2 separate regions of the Homo sapiens genome follow, and region 1 is linked to region 2. A link is an interaction called in ENCODE POLR2A ChIA-PET data of the cell type or tissue named here. Cell type or tissue: Caco-2. All regions are shown on one strand. Links, peaks and the distances in the headings refer to the core of each region. The heading gives the core; the rest is flanking DNA.

What was found. ChIA-PET counts read pairs that join two places held together with the same protein. Peaks named below come from ENCODE experiments on the same cell type or tissue, not always from the same donor. Only the 100,000 strongest peaks of a DNase experiment are listed, where the experiment ranks them.
Region 1: POLR2A ChIA-PET joins it to region 2 with 5 read pairs; 3 of 35 experiments call an interaction of 5 or more read pairs at or near these places.

Annotation. Positions count from the first base shown.
Region 1 is chr13:24,714,396-24,718,308 of GRCh38, forward strand. No RefSeq gene overlaps it. Among named protein-coding and RNA genes, the nearest start is that of ATP12A, 36 kb to the left of the region's middle. RefSeq lists an enhancer at 1,507-2,151. In Caco-2, for the core only: no CTCF peak of the experiment used is centred there; a DNase peak (open chromatin) is centred at 1,797.
Region 2 is chr13:24,997,041-25,000,953 of GRCh38, forward strand. No RefSeq gene overlaps it. Among named protein-coding and RNA genes, the nearest start is that of CPAP, 76 kb to the left of the region's middle. In Caco-2, for the core only: no CTCF peak of the experiment used is centred there; no DNase peak of the experiment used is centred there.

The sequences.
Region 1 (3,913 bases), core at 717-3,216, 280 kb before region 2:
AGTAGAGGGGTGAAAGGAAAATACAAATTGTGATAAGGTCTTGAAAAGGCATAATGGGGCTTAGATAATCAGGTGGCAGGATTGAGGGCAGTCAGCTAAGTCCTTTTAAATAGGGTAGTCAGAAAAGTCCTTTTTGTTGTTGTTGTTGAGACGAAGTCTCACACTCTCGCCCAGGCTGGAGTGCAGTGGCACAATCTCAGCTCACTGCAACCTCCGCCTCCTGGATTCAAGTGATTCTCCAGCCTCGGCCTCCCCAGTAGCTGGGACTACAGGCACCCACCACCACGCTGGGCTAATTTTTGTATTTTTAGTAGAGATGGGGTTTCACCATGTTAGCCAGGCTGCTCTTGAACTCCTGACCTCAGGTGATCCATCTACCTCGGCCTCTCAAAGTGCTGAGATTATAGGCGTGAGCCACCATGCCCGGCCTAGCAAAGTCCTTTTTGAGGAGATGAATGCAAAGAAGCAGACAGAATGACAGGAAGAGGGAACAGCATGAGCAAAAGCTCTGAGAGGTCAGAGGGGCCTAGCAGGAACACACAGCCAGGGAAGACCTTGGAACGGGGAACTGGAGGGACAGGCAAGAATCTCACCCTAGAGGGGTTCAGAGACCAAATGAAGGAGGTTGCATTTAATTTCAAAACAAGCTATTAGGCCCAGTGCAGTGGCTCACACCTTTAATCTCAGCACTTTGGGAGGCTGAGGCAGGAGAATCACTTGAGACCAGGAGTTTGAGACCAGCCTGGGCAACGTAGGGAGACCCCATCTCTACAAAAACGAATAAACAAGCTATTGAAGACAATTAATAAAAGAGGTGACCTGATCCAGTTGACATGTTCAGATCACTTTGGCTTCTGTGTAGAGGATGGGAGGCAGACCAGGCTGTGGTAACTGGTGTGTGTACCTTCAATGGAATACACAGACTCAATGGAGGAGTTTCTTAAGGGGGGTTGCCTCTAGGTGACTCGAGACATAAATGTTCAACTCAGGCTCCTAGAAAGGCTCACAACCACCCTGACTGCCCACATCACAATCAAGATAGAGACAGGAGATGCTCAAGCAGGTGTCATCTCGCCAGGAGTCTAGAACAAGATATATGTCTCAATGTACACGGCTGCACTCCTTAAGAGCCTGGACAGGTGCATCTGACTCTACAAAGATCATGAGTTCTCCACATTTGTTCATTCTGCTATCATCATTCCACTGGTGGCATCTAATGTCTCTTAAAAAGACAGTGGCTGGCTGGGCGTGGTGACTCACGCCTGTAATCCCAACACTGGGAGGCCGAGGCGGTCGGATCACAAGGTCAGGAGATCGAGACCATCCCAGCTAACACAATGATACCCTGTAACTACTAAAAATACAAAAAATTAGCCGGGCGCGGTGGCGGACACCTGTAGTCCCAGCTACTCAGGAGGCTGAGGCAGGAGAATGGCATGAACCCAGGAGGCGGAGGTTGCAGTGAGCCGAGATCACGCCACTGCACTCCAGCCTGGGTGAAAGAGCAAGACTCCATCTGAAAAAAAAAAAAAAAAAAAAAAAAGACAGCGGCAATCACTGATATTTGTTAAGTATCTATTATGTTCTGGGTTCCTAACAGCATGATCTTATTAACGCTCACAACGGCCCCGTCAGCTGTGGCATCAGCCGTGCTTTACACTCAGGAAGTTAAGCCTAGAGGCCCAGTGACTTCCTGGCACTGTGACCTCTCCTGACCACTAAGAGGCTCCACTGTAGAATCTGGCAAGTGGTTTAGGGAGAGTTTGCCCTTCGATGGAATATAGATGCCTCTAGAGCATAGCCTGCAGGTGTTGAGTTCTGTCTTACAGCTCTGCAGGTTACTGATAACTGAGAGCAACAGAAAGTATTTCTATAGATATGCAAATGAATCCTACCCAGTGGGTGAAGATCTTTCCTCCTTGGAAAAGCCAGTTTTGCTCCCTTTGCACAATCAGCCAACATTCCTGATTCCAGATAAAAGCGTGCCTCTTTGCTCCTCTCAGTAGATTTTAACAACTGCCTAGTTTCCTATTTAAGTGGTGAGCTTTAAAAAAAAATCTTTAATATGTGTTCACTGTTATATCTGTATGAAAAAATTATCCTTACACCATGAACAGAGGAAGAAGAACACAATTCCCTCCTCATTTAGGGTCCTTCTCAGCCCCTCCGTGGAGCTAGGCACCCAGCCCGTCCGAGATCCTGAACCCCCGCACGCTCCAGGGCCATTCTGCTATTGGGCAGGGATGCCGTTTTTTTCTGCTTCAGACCAGTTCTCTCAGCAAGCTCCTTCTTCCCCGTCCCCATTCCTACTTTCCCACCCTCCCCTCTGACATACCAGAACCAAGCTTGGGGGATTTTATCTTCTTGGTCCAGAGGTTCTAAGATAAAGTTAACTGGAAATTTAAGGTAAAAGCCTGATTAATTTTAAAGGGATAGAAGCTGCCCTCCTCAGACTTGCTGTGCAGGTAGATAGAGATTCGGTGGAGTGAAGCACTTCAATGCAAGAGTTTATTTGTAGTTTGGGGGATTTCTTTTTTTCTAATTTTTTTTTTTTTTTTTACATTTTCTATTTACACAAAGGGATTTCTTCCACTCCACCCGCACCCGCCGCCTCTGCTTTCAATCTTTTTTCTTTTCTTTTCTTTTCTTTTTTTTTTTTTTTGAGACAGGGTCTCACTCAGTCATCCAGGCTGGGGTGCTAGAGTGAGTGCAATGGTGTGATCTCAGCTGCAACCTCTGCCTCCCGGGCTCAAGCCTCAGCCTCTTGAGTAGCTGGGACTACAGGTGCACTCCATCACGCCCAGCTAATTTTTGTATTTTTTGTAAAAAAGGGGGTTTGGCTATACTGCCCAGGCTGGTCTTGAACCCCTGGGCTCAAGTGATCCACCCACCTTGGCCTCCCAAAGTGCTGGGACTACAGGTGTGAACCACCACACCCAACCACTTTCGTTGTTTCAAATTTAGCACCTGCTAGGTACACAGCACAGTGCAGAACAATGCTGTGCTGGTCTGAGAGGACAAAATGACGCAATAGGGAAGACCAGGCATGTTTGCAAATAAACTGTCAATCGGGGCAGGATTTGGCCGAGGCCTTGAGAGGTATACAGTGCTGTGGGTTTCCAGGGAGACCATCTTTGGTGGGCAACAGTGGAGGGTGCCAGGAGGCAAGGCATCCAACTCAGCCTTGAGGAGTAGGGTTCCAATTGCAGAGGTGAAGCAGAGGAAAGGGCAGGGGCCAAAGATGTGCCCAGGTTGGTCACAGCCATGTCCCTGTGAGCCAGCTCCCTCCAGGACAAAGTCAATGTGGTGCAGAGACCCCATGACCTGGGTCTAGCATTCCACTTGGTATTCCTAGGGGGGCTGCAGTATCCATTGACCAAATCCCTACAGACAGAAATAAGATTGCCTGTGGGAGAAGAACTCTAATCAGCCCAGCAAGGGCTACATTAGAGATCTGCAGAAAGCCACCTTACACAGGAGCCAGGATGCTAAAGGCTGTCCATCAGAAAGGGGCTTATGTAGCCATAGAAAAAGATGTCCTTCCCAGCAACACGGATGCAGGTGAAACTATTACCTTAAGCAAATTAATGCAAAAACAGAAAATCAAATACTGCATGCTCTCACAAGTAGCAGCTAAACACTGGGTACCCACGAACACAAAGATGAGAGCAACAGACACTGGAGACTCCAAAAGGGGGGTGGAGGGAGGGAGGAAGGGAGGCAGGTATTGAACAACTACCTACTGAGCAGTATGTTTACCCCTTGGGGGACAGGATCATTAGAAACCCAAACTTCAGCACCACAAAATAGATCCAAGTAACAAACCTGCACATCTGAACCTAAAATAAAAATAAAAAATAAATTTAAAAAAAGAAGAAAAGGGCCCATCTGTAGCAGAGACCAAGAAAAGGGT
Region 2 (3,913 bases), core at 901-3,400:
CTTATAACAGGATTAATAATTGCAGGAGAAATTTAGTCAAGGTTGTTTTGATTACAGCAGGAGTAATAGTTACAGATAAGAAGTAAGCATAAAAGTTTTGCTATCATTAAGTTTAATAGGACTTTTTACTAAAGGTTGGTAATATAATGCACTGTAAGTTATTTTAAAAAGGTTATAAAGAAAGAAATTTTATATAAGAAAGGATTTTGTTTTGTAAATACTTGTCCTTGAAGGAAATGGCTGGTTGTTTAAATGAAGGATGTTTAAGACAAGTCATAAAGTTTAAGTATGTTGTAAGAGGGTCTGTGAAAGTCATGAAAAAATTTAATAAAGAAAAGGAATTGTCAAGATTAATGCTAAAGTTATTTTAGCCACCCAATGTATTTCTCCCAATCATATTGAAAGTTATAAAAATGGCCTAAGGCAAGTTCTTCTCTAATGGCAAGTCAAGAGGGAAATGGATGTATTTTTCAAGGAAAATGTTACTTTTATATTAACGTTTCTGGTAATGTACAGCGACATCTAGTGCAGACAAATCGGTATTGCAATCCATTGGTGTAACTAACAGGTACCAAACTCTATTGTCAGTTAAGGTCTATAGGACCCCCACTAACGGTGGTAATCTTAATGCTCATATTCTAACCCTATATTTTAAATCTTCTTGTAAAATGTATCTCTTTTCGCCTAGAAGCAATCAAACTCCAAATGGTGCTGCGAGCAGAGCCAAACATGGACACGCCGTTCTTCCAAGAACCATTAGATCAACCTCAGGAGAAGGCCCAGCTGCTGTTCCTCCACATGACGCCCCTTTTCAGTGGGAAGTAGCCAAAAGAATCATCGTTCAACACCCCCTAACAGTAGTTAGGTTTGCTTATCTTGGGGGAAATAATACAGGAGTTATTAAGAAATAATTTTTAGGCAGATAGAGATGGTAAACGAAGTTCTTGGTAAGGCTTTTTCTTTTAATAAAAGCAACCCCCAAACCATTTCTTTTCTAACAGAAAAACGACTTGAAGGGCCAAGCTGGCAAGCTTTGATATGCAAATGCAGGCCATTAGAAACAGTCCACCTAATATGGCGATTCCCACCTTTTTCCTCTTGTCACGATGTGTGCCAAGTGTCATGGCCAACTCCAGATAACACCATGTGTTCAGAACATCATGGCGACCCACATTTGCATATTAAAGGACTAAGGTGGGAGGGCCAGGTTCTTTGTGGGCTACGTAAACGACGCACCTGGTCAAACCAATCCCCTGGGCCCTGTGCAAACCGGACACCGCCTCCTCCAACATCCCAATATAAGCAACCACTTTTCCGCTGCACACGGGGTTTCTCTTTGTTTGAATTCCCCCCTCCCTGTCTCTGTATGGGTGATCTGTTCTCTTCTTCCTTCCTTCTTTCTTGCCTAACCAGCTCTCTGCTCCTTAAAACCACTCCACGTGTGTCTGTGTCATTTTCTCTAAATCAGCGTGAGACCAAGGACCCTGGTGTTCTTCTAATCATCGGAGCCATATCATTTTATGTCCCTTTTTTTGGTTTAAGCCAATTATGACGGTTCTCTTTCTGCATCTGTGATTAGCTTAGAAGTGGGCATGTGACTTCTTTCTGGCCAATGAGATTAGAGGGGAGTTCTGCAGAAAAGCCTGTAGAAGAGATTGATTTCCTATTAAGGAGACCAGGAGCGGTGGCCTCCTTCTTTTGGATGTTTCTGTACCTGGATGTGATACCTGGAACCGCTGTAGCAACACGTGAGCACAAGAGGAGCCAGCCTGGGTGGAGGCAAGGCCAACGCTCAGGACGGTGAAACAGAGCGATGGGAAAAGCTGGGTCCCTGCAGTGAAACCTTTGAGCGGCTGTCTCAATCAGCAGTTGGGCCACCCTTAATAATAAGTTGTCTTATTATTTAAGCCACTTAAGTCAGGGGCTTCTGTTTATTGCAGCTGAAGTCATCCCAATTTACCTAACATAAATTACTTTAAAAATAGTACCAGATTACCATATTTGAAATACTGGCATTTATCATTTTCAAACCTTTAAAACTTTTGCCCTCATAAACCTTAAACATTAGAGCATGCAAAAAGCAAACATACAAACAGAAAACCACCTAAACTTTGAGGGAGAAGTAATTTCACCATCAATGTTAGGCAGTTCTTTAAGTCAGTTCTTATTTTGAAAGATCACAGGTTGATCTACACTGGCGCTATAAAAAACATCAGTGCGTTTTTACAATTTATTTCTAGTTTTTACCCAAGACCTAATTCTAACATGAACACATAAGCCATTGGTAATATGAACCGGATAATACGTAGTTACTCTAGTTCACATCACATGTTTAAACACTTCTGGAGAACTCCAGATCACGTGATAAATGGCTGTCAGTGGCAAAGTAGTTTCCTCTCTTAGACAAAGGGGCAGGAGCTGGTAATACTCTCAAAAGGTGGCTAAGATGCACTTGAAATGTGTCCGGAGCATCATAAAATTGCATGACAAGAATAGAGAAGAAAAGCCTGGAAGAGAATACAGAACCCTCATGGGCCCACCATGCTAGTGTACCCAGCACAAGAATTATCTGCAGCTTAAGAAGGTGTCCCATGCACTGGTGGCCATGATCATTATTGGCAACTCCTCCAGTATGTGAGTTGTGTTTTCGTATTAACAAAGACAACAAGAAACCTAACCAACATTATCACCCCTCTATAAGTTCAGAGAAGAATAGCTTGGCAGTAGAGAAATATGCTTGGGAAATGCTGTGAAACGACGTGTATGAAGTGAACCAAGCAGAAGCCAAGAAATGACAGAATACGTTGAAAAGAGAGTCGCCCCCATCACTGCTTAGTAAAATCCTTGTCTTATCGCAACAACATGCAGTGCAGCAGCCTCCTGGGGTCTGAGCACGTTGCAGCAGGAGCTTCCTTTCTACTGTTTCAGGTTTTGTCAAGTAAGAAAGACTGAGAAGCTTGTGCAACATCCACATGGAGATGTAAGGGGAGCAGCTGAGCGCACAAATGGAGAGCCAGAGAAGGGACTGCAGGCAGAGCTCTCAGTCATTGGTCTACAGGAGGCTGCATGAGCTGGCTCAGGAGAGTTGAGAGAAAGAAGAGAAGGAAACCAAGGCCTGAATCTCCAGGGGTCTTAGGATACTTGCTATTTGTATGATAACACAACCCCAATATTAACCCCCAAGTCTTCAGTTAATGTCTAAAACACATTGCCACCTTAATAGTGTTTGGGAAATCTGGGGAAAATGCCTGGGTTCTATTCTGGGTTCAGCACACACAGAATGACTCTGAGTGAAAAGGGAACGTCTGCAGGGTCACCAAGAGCAACTCACTGAAATCTCTAAAAGGGGCTGAGCTCCCAGCAAGATGTGTGGGGAGTGGGAGAACGGGAGGGAGTTAAGTTAATGTGATTTTTTTTTTTTTTTTTTTAGATAGAGTTTTGCTCTGTGGCCCAGGCTGGAGTGCAGTGATGTGATCTCGGCTCACTGCAACCTCCACCTCCGGGTTCAAGCAATTTTCCTGCCTCAGCCTCCAGATTTCCTGGGAATACAGGTCCGCACCATGTCTAGCTAATTTTTTTGTACTTTTAGCAGAGACGGGTTTTCATCATGTTGGCCAGGGTGGTCTTGAACTCCTGAGCTTAAGTAATCCACTCACCTCAACTTTCCAAAGGGCTGGGATTACAGGTGTGAGGTGAGCCACTGTGCCTGGCCAGTTAATGTGAATTTAATGTCAGCACATAGAGTGCCTTCAGCTGACATGTGGCTCACTTGGGCAATTTTCAGTCTTGTCAGGTGTATGATATGATTCGTCAATACTTTAATCTGCATGTGTATTGTAATAAATGTTTCCTGTGCAGACACTCTGCCACACATTTTGCTGGACCCTGGGGTGACAGCAGGAAACAAAAATCT